Linked DNA regions of Homo sapiens: region 2 is linked to region 1. The links are chromatin loops, found by intact Hi-C in ENCODE. Cell type or tissue: CD14-positive monocyte. All regions are shown on one strand. Links, peaks and the distances in the headings refer to the core of each region. The heading gives the core; the rest is flanking DNA.

The links. Hi-C counts contacts between places; a loop is a spot of excess contacts. Peaks named below come from ENCODE experiments on the same cell type or tissue, not always from the same donor. Only the 100,000 strongest peaks of a DNase experiment are listed, where the experiment ranks them.
Region 2: it touches region 1 in a loop (2.4-fold over the local background); 32 of 110 quality-filtered maps call a loop at or near these places.

Annotation. Positions count from the first base shown.
Region 1 is chr12:27,431,066-27,441,565 of GRCh38, reverse strand. All of the region lies in intron 1 of BMAL2-AS1 (BMAL2 antisense RNA 1), which reads left to right. It also overlaps a transcript of SMCO2 not described here. Among named protein-coding and RNA genes, the nearest start is that of BMAL2-AS1, 10 kb to the left of the region's middle. RefSeq lists an enhancer at 4,753-5,318. In CD14-positive monocyte, for the core only: CTCF peaks have their summits at 6,133 and 6,333 (motif pointing left); no DNase peak of the experiment used is centred there.
Region 2 is chr12:27,614,453-27,624,952 of GRCh38, reverse strand. All of the region lies in intron 2 of PPFIBP1 (PPFIB scaffold protein 1), which reads right to left. Among named protein-coding and RNA genes, the nearest start is that of REP15, 77 kb to the left of the region's middle. In CD14-positive monocyte, for the core only: no CTCF peak of the experiment used is centred there; a DNase peak (open chromatin) is centred at 5,452.

The DNA.
Region 1 (10,500 bases), core at 4,889-7,388:
TGGTGTTAGGTGCATAGATGTTTATAATTTTTATATCCTCTTCCTGAATTGACCCCTTTATCATTATATAGTGACCATCCTTATCTTTTTTATAGTCTTTGATTTGTAGTCTATTTTATCTGATATAAGTATAGTTAGTCATGCTTGTTTTTGGTTTCCAGTTGCATGGAATAGCTTTCTCAACCCTATCACTTTCGGTCTACGTGTATTTTTATAGGCGAAGTGGGCAACTTGAAGGCAGCATGTAGTTAGATATTACTTATTTATCAATTCAGCTCCTCTATGCCTTCTTTATTATTATTTTTTTGAGATAGAGTCTTACTCTGTTGCCCAGGCTGGAGTGCAGTGGCACGACCATGGCTCACTGCAGCCTTGACCTCCTGGGCTCAGGCGATTCTCCAATCTCAGCCTCCCAAGTAGCTGGGACTACAGGCGTGTGCCACCGTGCCCAGCTAATTTTTATATTTTTTTTGTGGAGACATGTTTTGCCATGTTGCCCAGGCTGGTCTCGAACTCCTGAGCTCAAGTGATCTGCCCACCTCAGCCTCCCAAAGTACTGGGATTATAGGCATGAGCCACCATCCCCAGCCACTCTATGCCTTTTAATTAGAGAATTGAGACAATTTACATTCAGTGTTAGTATTGATAAGTAAGGACTTACTACTGTCATTTTGTTGCTTGTTTTCTGTGTTTTGAGACTCCTCTCTCGCTTTGTGGTTAAGTGATTATCTCTAGTAGTATATTTTAAATTGTTGCTTTTTATTTTTAGTGAAGCTACTATAGGTTTTTATGCTGTGGTTACCTTGAGGCTTACAAAAAACATTTTATAGATATAAAAGTTATTTTAAAGAGATAACAACTTATCCTAGATCACAAATAAAAGACTAGAAACAAAGGCCAAAAAAAAAAAAAAAAAACCCACAGAAAATTCCACACTTTAACTCCACCACCCCCAGCACACATTTTGACTTTTAGTTGCCTCAATTTATTTTAATATTGCCTGTCTCTTAACAGGTTGCTCTACCTATTGTTGTTTTTGTTAGATTTATCTTTTAGGCTTCATTCTAGAGTTATAAGTGGACTGCACACCACAAGTACAGTCATAGAGTATTCCGGGTTTGTCTGCGTATTTAATTTGCCAGTGGAGGTTATACCTTGAATAGTTTTCCTTTGCACGTTAGTGTTTTTTTTCTTTCAGATTGAAGAACTACCGTTAGCTTTTCTTGCACAACAGAACTGGTGTTGGTGAATTCTCTCAGCTTTTGTTTTTCTCTAAAAGATTTTATCACTCCTTCAAATGTGAATGACAATTTTGAGAATACAATATTATTGAGTGACAGGTTTTTATTTTTCTTTTAGCACTTTGAAAATGTTTTTCTATTCCCTCCTGGCCCCTGTGGTTTCTGTTGAGAGGTCTGTGGCCAGATGAACTGGAGCTTTTTAATATATTATTTGCTTCTTATCTCTCACTGCTTTTAGGATCTTCACTTTGTCTTTAGCCTTTGGGAATTTGACCATTAAATGCCTTGGGGTAGTTTTATTTGGGTTGAATCTGTTCGGTGTTCTAAGACTTTCCTCTACCTGCACATTTATATCTTTCTCAAGTTTAGGGAAGCTTTTTATCATTATTTCTTTGAACAAGCTTTCTACCTTTTGCTGTTCCTCAGTTTCCTCTTAAACACTAATAATTCTTAGATTTGGTCTTTTGAAGTTTTTTTCTATATCTTGTAGGTGGTCTTTGTTCCTTGTTCTTCTTTTTCTTTTTTCTTCTCTATGTATTTTCAAATGCCAGTCTTCAAGCTCACTGATTCTTTCCTCTGCTTGGTTCATTTTGCTGTTGAGAGCCTCTAGAGTTTTTCAGCTCAGCAAATGTATTTCTCAGTTCCAAGATTTCTGTTTCAGTTTTAAAAAATCATTTCAGTGTCTTTGTTAGATTTCCCTGATAAATTTCTGAATTGTTTTTCTGTGTTATCTTGGAGATCGCTGAGTTTCCTTAAAACTGCTGTTTTGAATTCTTGGTTGGGGAGCTCACAAATTGCCGTCTTGTTAGGGTCAGTCACTGGATTTTTGCTTTGTCTTTTTGGCGAGGTGATGGTTTCCCATTTGCTTTTGTTTCTTGTGAGTATATGTCTACGTCTTTGCATTGAAGGATTAGTTATTCAAGTCACTGCCTCCTTTTCAATTCTAGGTGACCTTAAGCTAAGGTTCAGCTTGCCTATAATAAATGGTTGAAGCACTGCCTGTCCCAAATGGGGAAGGTCCCAAAGGGATTATCCCAGCAGTGTGGGAATGCTGGCTAGGGTTCGTGCCCAGGGGTCCTGGGGAACATACCTCCTAACAGCCACTTTTATCTGGTGTCTCCTTTGGCCAAGTTACAGAGCAGAGTTTCTGGGCTGAAGATGGTAGCCCTGCCTCCCTAATTGTCTCTGCCTATCCTTAGGGATATCTCTCCCATGAAACAGTCCTAATGCTACTTGTGGGTTAAGGCAAGGACAGTTCTCCTGCCAGAAAAACCAAAAAGGTGAGGAAGCTTATTAACCACCTCAATTTCACTTTTCCAGTGCAGAAACCGTAAGTTGGATGGGGATTTTCCATGTGGTTCATGTCTTGCAGAATGGGGTGGAAGGGGTATTGCAGGTGCAGAAGTCTGGTTCTCCTACCACTGTCTAAGAGTTCTTCCATTTCTCTGTGGCCCCAGGAACTGTCTCATCCTCATACTTGAGCTCTGGTTTGTTGCTGGTGAAGATCTCAGTCCTATATATTTGTTTGTTTGTTTTTTTGTGGGGGAAATGGTGGGTGGGTGGGTGGGGGGAGAAGCCAGCTTGCTTCTGTGTGGCCATTTTGGAACTGGAAACTCCAATCTCCTGTATTTGCTAAACTGGCAACTCTAACATGTAAAGGATTGATACAGATAGATGAATGTTTGTTGAATGAATGACTAATGTAGTTGATCAGATGTATAGAGTAAGAAGGAGAGATGAGTGAATGATGTCTTCCAGGTTCCTGGTTTGGAAAATGGGCAAATATCGGTACCCTTCAGAAAAATAAGGACAATAGAGGAAAAGCAGGTTAGGGAAGAAAGGCAAAGTGATGAATTGCACTTTGGACAGGTTGAGGTTAAGTTCTCCCTGGAACATATTAACAGATATGACCAGTAGGCTGTCGGCTGCATTGCTCTGGAGCTAAGGAGAAGATCAGGATGGAATCATAGGTTTGAGAGTTATCATCAATTAATGGTAGTAAAGCTATAGGAGTGGATGAAACCACAGAAAATAAAGCAAGTAGAAAGCAGCCCTAGGATGAAGCCTAAAGGAACTCTGACATTTGAATGGCCAGCGGGTTAAAGGAAAACCAGGAGTGAGATATCACAGAAGCTGAGGGAGGAAGATTCAAGAAAGGGAAGAAGTGGTCTGCAGTGACTAACATTCCAGAGAAATAAATGTTAAAGAACACCAAGAGGTCAGTGGTGACCTTGAAGAGAAGCATTTCAGTGGAGGAGGTGAGACAAGAAGTGAATTGGAGAAGTGAAAGCAGGAAGCCCGGGAGTGTAGGCAAGTCTTATAAAAACCCAACTGTGAAGAGGAGGGTGGTCACTGGAGAAAGACATGGGGCCTAAGGATGATTGTGTTTGTGATCAGAGTAAACAGAGCAGGTTTAAATGCACAAGGGAAGGATTTAGAAAAGAGGGAGATGTTGAAGATACAAAAGAGGGAGACAGACTGAGGTGTTGAGGGGAAATCAGATACAGAGCCCAGGTGAAGGGGTCTTTGGACAAAAGGAGCTCTCTTCCATATTGACAGGAAGTAGGCTGGAGCTGCGCATGCAGGTGAACTGGTAGTTTAGGAAAAGGAAACTGATTTATGGCAGGAGAGCTCTGTGCATAGATTCTTTCCCCTGAAGAACCCCCTTCCCTTTGTGAACTGTTCATGCCAGTTGTACTTATAATATTTAACAATGTGAGCTGAAGGAATCAATTTAAAATAAAATCGAGTGAAATAAAATCAAACTAAATGAAATCTACGCTTTGGGAAAATCCTTTAAAAGGTGAGTTGCTACTTTTTTGGGTCAAAGTAGGTGTGGGCAAAATCAACCATAAAAGTTTGGATTAAAAAAAAAACCCAAAATTGCTTTCACCTGTATTGCTTTACCTAAAAAGTCCAAACTGGACATCGTCAATGATAAATCATTGCCATTATTTTTGCAGAACTCCAATTTATGGACCTTCTCCAAAAGGTGTTGGCTCTAACTCAGATGATTAACAAATGGATGCCCACTATGTTTTGTTTTTGTTTTTTGAGACAAGGTCTTTCTCTGTCACCCAGGCTGGAGTACGGTAGCACCATCATAGCTCACTGTAGCCTCGAACTCCTGGGCTCAAGTGATCCTCCCGCCTCAGCCTCCCAAAGTGCTGGAATTACAGGTGTGAGATAATGCACCCAGCCCCACTTATGTTTTAAGTTAAAATAAAATGTCTACATCATATATATGTTTCTTTTTTGGTGATTTCCTGCTTTAATAAGCCTTTTCAGCTAATGTAACAATGTGTAGTCCCAACCACATCCCATAAGGGGGTTTCTGCTGTACTTTGATGGTGAACATGGCGAAGTGATATGCATAGTCATCTTTTGTAAGGGCAATGTGGTGACATGGAAAGTTTGAAGAGAGTGAAAAAGTCTGAAATTGCTGTTAATAGGGAATGGGCAAGACAACTGGCTTCATAAATATATGTAGCCTTACTGTCATGCCCTATGTATCTATATCTAGCCCATTACCAGGAGGGGCACTATCTTACCACCTTACTCTTAGCTAGCTCACCAGGAACATACCTGGGGGTCAGTGGACGGAGCTTTCCTTTACTTGATCCATCTGGGTCAAGTGGATGGAGTGGATGGAGCATTCCTTTACTTGATCCATCTCATTACTTTTAAATTCATACAGAGTCAACCTTAGCTAGGCACCCGGAAGCTCATTATTTCCCTGACCTCCCTCAGTCTTTCCTTTCTTTTGTTTTCTTCTTTTCGTTTCTTCCTCTTTTCTTTTCTACCCCTCTCCTCTTCTGCTAGACCCATCCTGTGAATGCCCCCACCATGGTCAGGGCTGGAGGAAGGATTGTTCCTGGCTGCATTCTGGCAGGACAAATGTGGATCCATCTGGTTGGTCACTCCTTAGTTTTCCATATGGTTCCCACCCATCCCCTACACTTTCCATTCTCCAAAGTGCAGTATTAATAAGGTAAAACCAAACCAAAACAAAACAGACAAAGCAACCTTTGTGTTGTTAATACTGATGAGCTCCCCACCCAAGGTGAGTGCTGCAGACTGAATGTTTGTGTTTCCTGATTCATATGTTGAAATCCTAACCCCCACTGTGATGGTATTAGGAGGTGGGACATTTGGGAGGTGATTAGGTCATGAGGGTGGAGCCCTTGTGAATGGGATTAGTGCCTTCATAAAAGGGGTCTCAGAGAGCAACCTTTCTCCTTTTCTATCATGTGAGGACACAGCAGGAAGACAGTTGTCTATGAACCAGGAAGTGGAACCTTCATCAGATACTGAATCTGAGAGTATCTTGATTTTAGATGTCTCAGCCTCCAGACTGTGTGAAATAAATGTTTGTTGTTTAAGCAATCTAGTCTATGGTATTTTTGTTATAGCAGCCCAAATGGACTAAGATAGTAGGAATGGAAAAGATAGAAGTGGGTGAAGAGAAACAAGAACCCCACGCTGCCTCACTGAGGCTCATTGGTGGGAGACCATGAATTTATACAGAACTGTGACTTTCTCCAGAGATGCCTGGTATCTCTAGTGTAGAAATGGGGTCACCAGAGAGCTGAACTGACCCAGAGGTGGGAATTTTTGGAGTCACTAGAGCCAAAGATAATGGGGCCAGGAGGTTGAGAACATTGTCAGAGTAAGTGAAGTGATAACCTTGGACCAGTCTGGGTAGGGAAAGAAGAAGAGTGAGAGAGAGAAAGAGAGAGAGAGACAGAGACAGAGAGGAGAGAGATGGGGGATGGGGGGGAGAGAGAGAGAGAGAGAGAGGTAACAAAGCAAAATAGGAATCAGATGAGTGGTGGCATCAATGAAGATAAAGAACAAACAGGAGAATGTTTTTTTCCTGCCCCTTTTGACAGAAAGAAAGGAAAACTACCTCTTTAGAGTTTAGAGTAGGGGTTCTTCATTATGGGGGCGGGGATTTTGCACCCCACCCTCCCAGAGGACATTCAGCCCTGTCTGCAGACATTTTTGGTTGTCACAATTGCCGGGGGGGGGGGGGGGGGGGGTTCTGCTGCCATCTAGTGGATAGAGGCCAGGGATGCAGCTAAACAGCCAACAGTGCACCGGACAGGCTCCCACAGCAAAGAATTATACAGGATGTATAATTAAAGAATTATACAAATGTCAGTAGTGCCAAGGTAGAGAAACCCTGCTCTAGAAAATGTGTCACTGTCATCTGAAAACTGAAGTCATCTGAAACCCTTCAAAATGGGAACATTACCCAGGAGTATAAAACGTGCCTGGCTAGGGAACCCCAGCTTCTCAGCACAGTTTACCCTGCTATGAAAGAGAATGTGAAGGTCTCCAAGAGGACAGGGAGATTTCAGGAGCCCCTTGGAAGGTGGTGGTTGTGAGTGGAACCTTCCATGGCCTGGTAGCAGGTGCCGCCTCGTGTAGCAGACAGCTTCCTACAGACACTCCCTCAGTCACTGCAGCTGCCCATGGTGTGGGACACCCCTTCCATCTCTAGAGCAAACATGCCCTCTTATTTGACTTACAGTACCCCCTTCCCTTAAAATGTCCTCTATTTATATAAGTTTGGACTATTTCCATAGCTGGGGAATGGCTACCTTATTTTCTCCTTAAGCTGCCACAGATATTACTAGTCAACTTTGCAGTATTTTTTTCTTCTTGTTTTTTTAAATAAACTAATTGTCTAAATCCAGTGATAAAAAAGAATGGATCTTTTTCAGTTGGTTTGTTTTCCTGAAACATATCTTCTTTTTGTGTTCTAAAGATACATAGACAACTTCTGTACTCAATTTTGCTACAGAAGGAGGGTCATTGTTTGACAGCTCATTAGATGTTATATTTGGAAAGCTGTCTCTGTATTTTGCTCTTCAAATGTGGGGAAATTCTATTATTACTAAGATCACAAAGAATAAGAAGCCTCAACAAGTCTAGATAAAATGGACCAAGCTAATACCAGACACAAAGCAAGCAATAGTTCTCTAACAGTAGCGTGTCTCGGAATCACGTAGAGGGCCTATTACATGTTTCTGGGCCCCATATTCAGAGTTTCTGATTCAGTGGGCTCAGGTGGGGCGCAGGAATTTGCATTCCTGACAAGCTCCCAGGTGACACTAATGTTATCAGTCTCAGGACCACATATTAGGAACCACTGTAGATTCCAACATTTATTTTTGATGGATTCTGTTTTGGCGCTAGGTTATGTTTCAGAAAGCAGCTCTTTATTTTTCAGAACCACATAGCATGTTACTCTCTAATGGTTGTTCTTGTGGCCACACATCTGAGGTTGGAAAACATTAAGCTTTAAGATGTTTTGCACAGGGAGGTGGGAGTTGCAGTGAGCTGAGATGGCACCACCGCACTCCAGCCTGGGTGACAGAGCCAGACCATGTCTCCAAAAAATGTTTTGCAATCTTGCACGTTCAGGGCAACTGTTGGTATGATTTTTAATAACTTTGCTTATTTTCTATGACCTCTTGAGAAGAAATATTTTAATAATAAATGCTCACCAAAACTGTATCTATGTAAACACATAATCTAGAGTTAAAGGAAGAACGGCCTCTAGGCAGTAGGCCTAAGCAGCCATGATTCCTCATTTGTGTAAAACACCAGCTAGATATCCAATTAATAATGACTTCATTCCTTTTGTGGCTTAGTTTTTCAATATTTTTAATAATTATAGTTTAAAATAATCACTAAAAGTTGGGTAGAGTTTTAGAATTTCCTTTCTCCTGACACTTTTGCAATGTTCATTCCTGGTTGAGAATATGATATATGTGTGTGTGTGTGTGTGTGTGTGTGTGTGTGTGTGTATACACATCTGCATCTGCCCATGGTGTGGGACATCCCATCTCTAGAGCAGATGCCCTCTTATTTGACTTAGAGGTAGCCCCCTCCCTTAAGATGTCCTCTTTCTATTTATATAAGTTTGGATTGTTTCCATAGCTGAGGAATGACTACATTGTTTTCTCCTTAAGCTGCCACAGATAATATTAGTCAACTTTGCAGCTGTACTCTTATGCTGTTAATTTTTCCTTCTTGTTTTGTTAGCGACCAATCCTCTAAATCTAGTGATAAAAGAGAATGGATCTTTTTTAGCTGCTTTGTATTCCTGAAAATGCTAGCATACACACACACACACGTCTATATGTGTGTACGTGTATGTTTATTTTTTTCCTGTTTTTTAACCTTTAAAAATTATACATTTTTGTGGAGACCAAATTCCACAAGATAGTTACGATGTAGAATAAAGTTGACTAACATTTTCCAGAGAACTGACACCAATGTTATAAATGGCCATTCTGTAGCAAATACTGGAGAACTGCTTCAATAATACTATTTCATACAAATCTAATTTCATAGTATTTTAATAGAAACAATATAACAAAAATGGTTCTGTGGACAAATCAATATAAAAAATGAGGATTAATCAGTGAAAGAATTTGTCTGGGAGGATTTCTCAATGAGTTTAATATGCTTGTAATCATTGTGAATCTGCAGCTATGACTGTTTTTCAACGTGACATGTTTGGAGAATTCTGCTTTAATGAATATGCTTTTGGAAGTGTTTTTGAAGACATAATGACAAATAGATTTCATGTCATGTGTCACCTCAGTTGATCATGAATGGTTGCCTGGAGCTCTGTGTTGAAAAGGGTTCTGAAGCCCACTTTGGGTTCAACAAGAAAAACGTGATATTTCTTTAGCTGCACCTGCTGGAGATGTAGAGAGGATATGGTACAAATGCTATCCCTCTTTTAAATATGAACAGGGATGGTTCTTTTTTTCTGTCTCCCATTTCTTCTTATATAGTTGTATAAATTAGCCTCTCATATTTACAATGCTGAACTGAGTAATGATTTACAAATACAATTTTCATACTACATATTTCAAGAAATTTCCTAAGGTTTTCAAAATGTATTTCATGGCATTTGTTAAAAGTTTCTAATGTATTTTTTTTCCAAAATAAGTACGACACGTGCTTCAGCAACTGAGATGGAAATAGACACCAAAAGCACAAGCAACAAAAGCAAAAATAGACAAGTAGGACTGCATCAAACTTAAAAGCTTCTGCACATCAAAGGAAACAATAAGTGGAGTGAAAAAACAACCTATGGAATGTGAGAAAATATTTGCAAATCATGTATCTGATAGGGTGTTAACATCCAGAATATATTTTTAAAAACTCCTACAACTCAACAAAAAAACCAAATAACTTGATTTAAAAATGCGCAGAGGACAGAAGATATACAAATGGCCAACAAACATCGAAAAGACACCCAACAACACTAATCATTAGAGAAATGCAAATCAAAACCACAATGAGATATCACTGCACACCCATTAGGATGGCTACTATCCAATAAACAGAATAATAGGAGTATAACAAGAGTTATAATAAGAGTTGGCAAGGATGTGGAGAAACTGGAACCCTTATGCACTGGTGATTGCAATGTAAAATGGTACAACCACTACGGAAAACAGTTTGGAGATTTCTTACCTTAAAAAAAAGAAAAAGAAAATGGAATTATCATATGATCCAGCAATCCCACTTCTGGGTATATGTCCAAAGAATTGAAAGTAGGATCTTGAAGAGATATTTGCACACCCATGCTCCTGGCAGCATTATTCATAATAGCTAAGAGGTAGAAGTAACCTAAATGTACTTCAATGGACGGATGGATTTTTTTAAAATGTGATCTACAATGGAATATTATGCAGCCTCAAAAAAGAAGGAAATTCTGTCACATGGTACAACATGGAAGAACATTGAGGCTATGATGCTAAGAGAAATCCAGTCACAAAAAGACAAATACTTCATGTATTTGTATTTAAAGTATTCGATCTTTAGAAACAAAGCAGAACAGTGGTTGCCAGTGGCTGAGGAGAAGAGGAAATGGTATGGAGTTTCAGTTTTGCAAGATGAAAACATTCTAGAGATCTGTTGCAAAACAACATGACTACAGTTAACCACTAAATGTGTGGTTCAGTAGTGTTAAGGTAGTAAATTGAGGCCAGGTGCAGTAGCTCATGCCTGTAATCCGAGCACTTTGGGAAGTCGGATCACTTGAGATCAAGAGTTCAAGACCAGCCTGGCCAACATGGCGAAAACCCATCTCTACTAAAAATTTAAAAAATTAGCCAGGCATGATGGTGCACACCTGTAATCCCAGCTACTAGGGAGGCTGAGGCAGGAGAATGGCTTGAACCCAGGAGGCGGAGGTTGCAGTAAGCTGAGATCGCACCACTGCACT
Region 2 (10,500 bases), core at 4,087-6,586, 180 kb before region 1:
TCCATAATAAAACGTTTCAGTTTTTTCATCCATGTATTTAAACCACAAAATTTTCAACACCTTCAACCATGACATATTGTCTTAGATATTTTATTTCTCTATCATAACCTCAAGCATACTAAGGGCTCACCAAATATTTATAAACCAAATAATAAAACACTTGTTACTTTAACCACCCTCACAAATACAAACACACACATGCACACGCTATTCAGGAAATGGAACAGCCACTCACAGAGGATTGTAAGGCAGAGTACAAAAGAGGGCGTATTAATGACAATACATTAGTAAAAGTTACTTCTCTTGTTCACTAAAATGAAACGCCACAAAATACAAAGAGGCAAAGCTAGTAAGTAATCAAGTAAATGAAGCAGCAAGGGAAAATAGGATGAGGTAAAAGGAAATGAGCCTTCTGGCTCTCTGCTATTAATGCTTAGGAATAACCAGAAGAGAGTTGATGAAAAGTTTCATACAATAAGCCAAGATCTTTTACTTCTCGAATAAAGGATGCTGCTGCTATTGAAAAACTGATGTGTATTAAATGTCAGTAGATTTGAAGATCTTGTGATAAGTTGTGACAAGTTGAAAGAAAGCTGCAATTCTCCATATCTACTCTTACTAGCTATTGTTATGACTACACGGAGGAGTTAGGAATTTGTTCAAGGTCACTGAATAAGTGAGATTTGAGTCTAAAAGCCATATTGTTCCCACATATGCCTCTCACTCATTTGGTAGTTTCTAATCCAAACCATAAACTATGTACAGGACTGCCGGCCTCCCACCATACTGCAAAGACATGCCCTCCTTAGAAGACACTTCTGCCCTCTCACCTCTGTGCCATGACATGCACTGATCCCCCTACTGCTTGGACCCTCTTCTTTGTCCTGGGACACATGTTTTTCAAGGTGGGTCATGCATTCTTTCCTCCAAGGCCAGCCTGACCGCCACCTCCATGACAGCCCTGATTTTACAGTGATTGTCTCCTGGATGAAGCTGTGTGCTCCTTGAAAACAGACTGTATTTCTGCTATCTGCTCCGCATCTTCTAGTGTGGTGGACACCAAATGCTTGCTGTGTGCAGCTATGACTCAGTGGCTCCGCAAACACACACACACTCTGATGTCTTAAGTATCCTGGCTCCCATATGCCCTGTTTTGGCTGATAATATCACCTTCCTCTTAGCTGCATAAGCCAGAAAACTACATCTTGACCTTTACTTGTTTTTTTGTTTGTTTTGTTTTTTTTGAGACAAGGTCTTGGCTCTGTCACACAGGATGGAGTGCAGTGGCATGATCGCGGCTCACTGCAGCCTTGACCTTCTGGGCTCAAGTGATCCTCCCACCTCAGCCTCCCCACTAGCTGGGACCACAGGTGGGTGCGACCATACTCAGCTGATTTTTAAAATTTTTATTTTTAGTAGAGGCCAGGTCTCGCTATATAGCTCAGGCTGGTCTCACACTCCTGAGCTCAAGCAATCCTTTCCCCCTTGGCTTCCCAAAGTGCTGGGGTTACAGATGTGAGACACTGCACCGAGCCATGACCTTAAATTTTAAGATACATTTAGATAAATGCGATCATTATTATTAGCCTTGCTATCCACAATCTTAAAAACTGAAATTTCATGCTCTTTGAGATGTAGGCGAATCAAATTCATTGTACTATTTTGGAATGACATTATTCCTAAGAGTTTGCAAACTTAGTCCCCAGTATTATGGAGGAGTATCAGCGGGTCTGTTTCAACTTGTTATTGCTCTACCCACTCTAACTCTAACCTCATTCTTCCCTTCTTTTTAACTCTTTAAAACCTGGAGACTCATCTATCTCTATTTTCCTTCACAGGCCTACCAACCTAATGTATGCAGGCTACATGGACTGCTTCCTAGATATAAGCAGTTCTGGGATATGTATACCCATAGGAAGACAGGAGTGAGCAACAGCTACTCAAAGTTGTGAAGAAGAAAAGAATAATAAATTCCTATACATGAGCACCTTCTAAAGGAATGTTTTATAAACCATGGGTCACGACTCCTAAAATTAGAATGTACTGAAATAGAATTATTAGACTAAAATCAGTATTTCTTTTTATTAAATAGACAACAAAAGGCTATTTCATCAGGAGTAAAGGTTAAGCATTATCGTGTGAAAATTTTGATTTGATTATTCAGACACACACATACACACACACATACCTGCAACAAATATTGATTGAGGGCCTCCTATGCGCCAGGTATTAGACGCAGAACAGTGAAAAAGACCAAGAAAAGCGAAGCTCTGCCCTTAGGGGGCTGACATTCCAGTGGTTTCAGAGTATGTGCGTGTGTGTGTCTGCACAGGTGTCTACACATTCATGTGTTTTACAGCCTACGAATGCATACTTTATACTGGGTTAAAAACGTTTGAAAACCACTGGAGTGAAAACCACTGAAGTGGCATTGCTTAGAATATGGTCTGTGGACTGGAGCTGGTGCACAAACTGTTACCGGTCTACTGTAAGTACAGAAATTGAGAATAAATGTTTTAAAAATTACATCGCAACTTGGCCTTGCTGTGATATCCAATTATGTGATAATTCTGCTGGCAACTCAATTTTCTTTTTAAATTGAATTTTAGAAAATGAATCAATTCATGATGGAAAAACAAAATGGTCTTTCCCAAGAGATGGTTTGAGCAGCACTGCTCTGGGGGGGCAAACTGGCCAGGTGTCTTGGGAGTAGGTTACATCACACTCTGATTGGAAACTGCAGCCCTGGACCACAGCTGTAAAAAGGTGCAACACAGGGAGCAAGAAAACCCCAACAAATGGGGAGGATGGTCCAGGTCTGTTCTCTTTCCACACATATAAAATGATGAAGACAATTAAACGGCAAGTGGAAAACTGTTAGCACCGACAATAAGGATGGGCTGCTAAGTTCAGAAGAGGTGACACAAAAACCATTTCTGGTTGCGTCAAATTCACATCAGTTGCAGTCACGTAGTTGGACTGCTTATATGTCTAATCACAATGGATCATATCAGCAAAATGAGTCTAATTTCAGGTCTGCTTTAATTACAACAATAAAAGCTATATATTTTGTGTTAAAGTTTCAGTTTGTCACATGGTCAAAAACTCACTGCATTAAAAAGCTGCAAGAACTTGTGAGCACATAAAATCGATTGGGAAGAGTGGTAAAAACTGTGGGCAAGGAAACAGTTTTGTGGAGGAATAAGTTTTTATAAATAATCTTATAAACTCAACAGTTTGTCTTGTAGGTAATTTCTGTTGGTTTCTATTCCAACTGGGTGTCAGTTACACTCTTGGCCATACAGTAAGAGGAATGCCAACACTGCTTGTTCCTTTATAGCATACGTGCTCCTGGCCAGAATTACCAGTTTTCGGCTGTGGGAGAAGAGAAATGAAAACCAGAGCCCTGAAACTTCAAAATATATTCTTAACATTGTTATTTCCTATTACAATATTAAGAGACATATGGAAAATTTGTACAATTAACGAATACTGAGCCAAATACTAAGGGGTAATGTAATGCTTTTCAAATTATTCATATTTCAGTTCTGAGTGAATAGCACTAATTGCTGGCTGAAGGGAGGAGTAATGAGAAGGAGGAAAGTAAAGCCAAAAATTATTCCCCAACCCAGGAGTTGGCAAACTATGACCTATGGTCAAATCTAGCCCACTGCCTGTTTTTATAAAGTTTCTTTGGAACACAGTCACATTCATTCGTTTACGTATCATCTATGGTGGCTTTCATGCCACAACAGCAAAGTTGAGTAGTTGTAACTCACGAAGCCTAAAATATTTACTATCTGGCTCTTTGCAGAAAATGTTTCCAGCCCCTTCCCTAACCTACCTTATCCTACAGCCTCCTGAAAGTGCACAGACTCTTCTCTCATTCACCCATTGATTACACAATATTTATTAAGTACCTACTGCATATCAGGCACTATTCTAAGTGATGAAGGTACAGTAGTGAAGAAAAAGAAAGAAAATAGAAGAGGAAAAAAAGTAAAAAGTTGTTGCTCTGATGGCGCATACATTGTAACGGCAAGAAACCACAAAAAATAAACAGTTTAAATATATAGCAGGTGAGAAGGTGATTGATAAGTGTTATGGGAAAAATAACGAAGCAAGCAAGAGGAATAACATTAACATTAGCTTACTCTGTACCGGGCACTGTTTTTAGTGCTTTTCATATATCAATTCAATTAATCCTTACAATAACCCTAAGGACACAATACTTATCCCCACTTTATTGGTGATCAAACTGAGGCACAGAAAGTGATCAAACTGAGGCACCAAGTCACACAGCTAGAAAATGATGTGAAGTCAGACAGTCTGGCAGCAGAGCGCATCCTCTTAATTATATACCGTGCCAGCTCTTTGTGCAGAAAGGGAATGGCAGGCACTTAAAAGTTTTGATCAGATAATCATGGAAGGCCCCACTGATAAAGTGACATTGATTAAAACCTTGAAGAAAGTGAAGGGAGAAAGTCACAGAAATATCTGAGAAGAGCTTCCAGGGAGAAACAACAGTAAATGCAAAGGCCCCTAGAAGGGAGAGCTTCATGTAGTTGATGTTTGAGGTTAGTGGGCCGGAAGCTGGTGAGCCAGAGGGTTAGTAGGGAATGTGGTCCCAGAGGCACAGAAGGCGTGGTGGGAGTGGTGGGGTAGTGGAATCTGGGGCCTCCATGGCAGCCAGGCTTTGACTTCAATTGAGCATGGAGATGGAAGGCCACTGGAGGGTTCTGAGCCAAGGAATGACATGATCTGATTTCTGTTTTAAGAAGTATCCTTCCTAAGAACACACTGCAGGGGTGACAGAGGTAGAAGCAAGAACAGTCAGAAAACAACTGCAACAATTCAGATGAGAGGTGTTCTATTGGTGGCTCGGGTCAGGGTGTGAGCAGTAGAGATGGTGATGGGACACTAGCTATGTATGTATGTGTGAATACACACATAGTAAATATGTGCGTGTATATATATGTAAATATATATATAAAATGTATGTATGTGTGAATACACATATAGTAAATATATATGTATATATATAAACGCATATTGCTATATATTCTGAATACAAAATGTATATTACTATACATATTAGGATGCATTACACATATGAATTAAGTTATAATTTAGAGAGTGAAATGCACAGATCTTTACTGCACAGTTTGATGTGTTCTGACAAATACATACACCTATGTAACATACCCCTAACAAAGACAGCAACGTTTCTATTGCCCTGTGTATATTTTTGATGTAAATGCCAACAGAACTGGATATAGCATTTGGGAGAAAGGACAAACTCAAGACTATGGCCTAAGCCATAGGAGGATGGAGTGGCCATTTACTGAGGCAACTAACTGCCCACTCTCAACTTCTGAGTATGACAGCATTTCCCTCATCCATCAAAGGAAGGAAACAGGAGGAACTATAAAAATATCTTCTGGGTGAGTCATTACCCTGTCATCCTTTACACTGAAATTTGATGAAATACAGCCAGCCCTCCATATCTGTGGGTGCATCATCAGTGGATTCAAAGAACTATGAATAGAAAATATTTGAAAAAAAAATGTGTCTGTGACTAAACATTTACAGACTTTTTCTTGTCATTATTCCCTAAACAACACAACAAAGATTTACCTAGCATTTATATTGTATTGGGTGTTATAAGTAATCTAGTGATGATTTAAAGTATACAGGAGGATATTCTTACGTTATAGGCAAATTCGATGCCATTTTATATCAGGGACTTGAGCATCTCTGGATTTTGATATCTGTGGGAGGTCGTGGGACCAACTCCCCGTGGATACCCAGTGACGGCTGTGCCTGGATCTCGTATATAAAAACTGAATGTCATGGCAGAATACTCAAGGAAGATTACCGCATCATCAAGTACTCCTATAGCACTTGTCTCTCCCCACACCCATTCTCTCTCAGCCTCTGTTACCAAGTACCATATGGAACCACTGGTTATCTCTAATAGATGTTATACTTGGCTAAGGAAAAAGTGTATCTCTGGCAAGCAGCCTCACTTAACCAGGTCCTTGGAATGTTGTCTCTACTAGATCGAGCTTTTTAAGGACTAAAGACCCACTCTTAAAATTTCTCTATCAAGTCTATGGCAATGAAAAGAGGCAGATTCTGTAAAATATTTTGAAGAGATTTATTCTGAGCCAAACATGAGTGACCAACAGCCTGTGACACAGCCCTCAGGAGATCCTGAGAACATGTGCCCAAGGTGGTCAGGCTACAACTTGCTTTTATACATTTTAGGGAGACGTGAGGCATCAATTGATACATGTAAGATCTACATTGGTTCAGTCCAGAAAGGGAGCACAATTTGGGGGAGGGAGGTTGGTTAGTTCCAGATTATAGGTAGATTCAATGAATTTCTGATTGGCAATTGGTTGAAAAAGTTGTTATTATCTAAAGACTTACTATCAATAGAAAGGGATGTCTGGGTTAAGATGAGGGGTTGTGGAGACCAAGGTTTTATCATGCAGATAAAGCCTCCAGGTAGGAAGCTTCAGAGAATAGATTGTCAATGTTTCTTATCAGACTTTAAAAGATTATTCTATCAGTAATTCCAAAAAGGAAGAGGGAATAATGAGTCATGTTGGGCTCCCCCTTCCCATCACGGCCTAAACTAGTTTTTCGGGTTAACTTTGGAATGCCCTTGGCCGAGAGGAGGGGTCCATTCAGGTGGTTGGAATTTTATTTTTGGTTTACACTTACCATGGTGATCATGAAATAAATAACAACTATTTGTATCCATCAAAACAAAACTATTCCTTTATCATCACCAAACATGCTTTGCAGTACTGCATAGGAAAGAATAGAATATTAATGGACTTGTTAGACTCTGACTCTTTCATGTCTTAGAGAATCAACTTAGATTTTGTTTTCATTTCAATAAAAGTTCTGACAACCCGTAACTTTCAGGAGAGAGGGAATGAGGGAGGCAGAGAAGCAGAAGAGAGTAAATGTGTTGAGTTGTCTTGACAGGAACTTGAAAACTTGCTTTTACCACAGCTACATGTTGAATGACGTGGGCAGGACTACTAAATGATCAATATAGTCAGGATTTTCCATATTTTACTATGTCTCATAGGACTAGTGCTCCAAAGTGACATGAATAAATTTATACATTTACTCATATACATACATATATATAGTCAGCCCTCTGTATCCATGAATTTCATATCTATGAATTTAACCAACCACAGATTTAAAATATTCAAATAAAAAAAGAAATTTAAAAATACAGTAGAGCAACTATTTATATAGCATTTGCATTGTAGTAGGTATTCTAAGTAATATAGAGATGATTTAACATATACGGGAGGATGTGTGAAGGTTATAGGCAAATACTACATCATTTCATATAAGGAACTTGAGCCGCTATGGATTTTTGGGATCCTCAGGAGATCCTAGAACCAATCCTCCATGGATACCAAGGGACAATTGTACTTTATTCACAAAGTATTTCTCATTTACCTACCATGTACCAGAAACTGATCTAGGAACTGAGGAGCTTCCATTTGATTGACCGTCTCCAATTCTGTATTTGCTTCCAATTAAGTCCATCTTGTGGACCAGGTGAAGGGATCCCACCTGCCAAGAGACATACCTTTTCCCTAGCTAAGTACAGCATCTGCCTTATTTTTAAGTGGCACCTCGAAACTTGAGTATTCTAAGTGATCGGGGTATACATTCTACTTAATGGGGTGTTTATTTGAGCCTAAAAACAAGGCTGCGGAACAACATACTTTTCAAATTTTTGGTATTTATGCCACCTCTATTGGATGTCTTTGAATTATCTTCATATAAGGATGCTTCAATTCCTGCCCTCCGTTAAAGAATAATAGAGTGTTAAAAATTTATTTTTCCACATGAAACATCTTGCTGCCTCTTGATTTAGCTGTACCAAGCACAGCCAGAGGAAGTTGAGTTGGCTCCACTTCAAATGCCTGCTGTCTAATCTTGACTGGGCACTTAATGTTACTCAAGAATCCTTTTATCCATCATTAGTTCCCTCCCTGTCACATTTCTCATAATGGCTGTCTCTAAAAATTCCTATAAAACTCTCCCCTAACCTGTTCCTATTCCTCCAACACTTAATCTCAGCAGATTACTCCAGATCCCCCCACACTGAGAATCTCAAAGCCAATCCTGGGGAACCCTCTATCTAAAGCTCCTTTGTAGACTTGCTTGTCTGTTCTTGGCCCCTGGCCTTCCATCACAGGAAGAGTCTCCGCCCTTTTATTCTTGATCTCATGCCAAGCTTTCAGACAATTATTCCTTCACTCTTTTACATCTTCAATCTCTTCCATTCCTCTGTTTCGTTCTGCTAAACTAAGAAATATGTTGAAAACCTTCTGGATCTAAAAATCCCAGCCCCAAACAAACAAAAAACACTCCCAGACACTTCCCTCACCCTTCCTGTGTTACGATCCAGTGCTTACTCTCCACAATGATGCCCTTGGAATGAGTAGTCACACAGTCTGCTCCACGGTCCCCTCCAATCTGGCTGCCACCTGAACATCACCCCCAAAATGCCATCAAAGATCATCATCTCTTGAAGAGATTACAGGGCTACAAAGTAGAAGAGGAGGGATTCAAACAGAACCAAAAAAAAAAAAAAATCTGCAAACAACCTAAATGTCCACCAGTGGGGTTCTCAAAATATACTGATAAAACTGAGTTCTGGAAATTTTGGGAAGAAAGCACAAAAACAGCCAGATTTTTAAAGAAAAATATCTCTCATGCCCTATGTATTATGCTTGAAAACAATGCAGATGGGGTATAAAAAGGAAAGGAGGGAAAAGAGGAGGGAGGAAGGCAGAGAGGGAAAAGAATTGAGAACGGAAAAAAGAAAACAATAACAACTAATATTTATTAAGTGCTTAGTAAGTACCCAAGCGATTTAGAACAAACATACTATTATTCCCTTTTTATAGAAGAGGAAAATGAGGCATGGAAACATTTAAATGTCTCCCCCAAATTGCCACTTTCATGCAAACTTTGCCTTTATCCGCCAGATGACTAGTGATATCTGAGTTATCCTGGGACAATTCTTTTGGGGGAGGGCTTGGGTCTCAGCTGAGGCCACCAGGATGGCTGAGGGCAGTCACCAGCAGGGATTGGAGTGTGGCTGGTCCCTGACCCTGCCCTGTGGACACCATTTTCTTCCCTCTACTCTGCCTCTTTTGTGGAAAATGATACCACTGGGAGTTATGAGATGTTACAGAGCATATTGCTCAAACAAATTTTCCAGGCTTCATTTTCCTTGTTTGTAAAATGAGATTAAACCAGATAAATGTAATCCTTTTTCCACATCTATAACCCAAGATTATTACTGTGAAGTTGGAACTAGATGAATCATTACCTTATTATAGACTATGCCTATAAGCAAGTACAGGAATATTTGACTCAACTTTTAAGTGATTGCTTTGTGCTAGTAAATACCATAAATTCCTCCTTGAGGAAACACAGGCACATCCACTTAGTCCCTTTTTATCTTGGAATCCAACACAAATTGGTCTTGAATTCCACCCACCCCTCTGTTGGGTGTGGACATGCATTTTGCATGCATGATTATGGTCTTTTTGATGTTACCCTTTGTTTGTTCTCTTCTACTATTATACAACAAAACACAAAGTTGGAGTGCCATTTTTTAACGTCTTAACATCCTACTGAAAACATGCGACACGGGAATTTTCCAAATAACTTGTATAATTTCCTGGATTTTGTAAAGGGAGTTAAAGCTGGATAATAGGATCTTAAGAGATATACACTCTGCTGAGGCTTTCGGGGTCTAAAGAGTGGCAATAAATATGGTGAGCAGCCCAAGCTCAGAACCCCCATGGTGTCAAACCTTCCTAGGATCTGCCTGCAGGAACTATAGTTTTCTGTGGCTGGATCTCCTATTCATGATTCATTCATTGGGTTAATGAACCAAATCAAGAAGTGTTTCTCAGATAGCCAACTTACAACTAGAAGGCATTAATACCAGCAAATACCACCAGTTGCTTCTTTTAGTTAGCATGGAATTTTTCTGTTTCATTAATTAATTAATAGCAATTGTCATTTTGAAGTTGTGGAAAATAAATCACCCTAACATTTATTTCAATATAAATGCAAGAATCTTTGATTCCGGTTATATAACAATTCTTTGTTGACGTAAAACCTGTCATAGCTTATTTTTTTTATTGAAAAAATTCCTCCCAAAGGAAAGCTCTATTGCATTGCAGGCTGTCCTTTCTTTTTCTGCCTGTTTGAAAATAGCACCTGACAGAGAATGAGTAGAAAAATCTGCAGACCGGCTCTCTCTGCCTATACCCATCCCTGACAACTGGCCCATTAGTAGCTTAGGAGTCTGGCAGTAAAAGGAGGTCTGTTCTAAAAGCTAAGCAGAACCATGAACATACTCCAGGACTCCTTTGTACATGCTGAGGCTAGCATCACTATTCAGGAGCTCACCAAGTTTTTCTTAATTTGCTG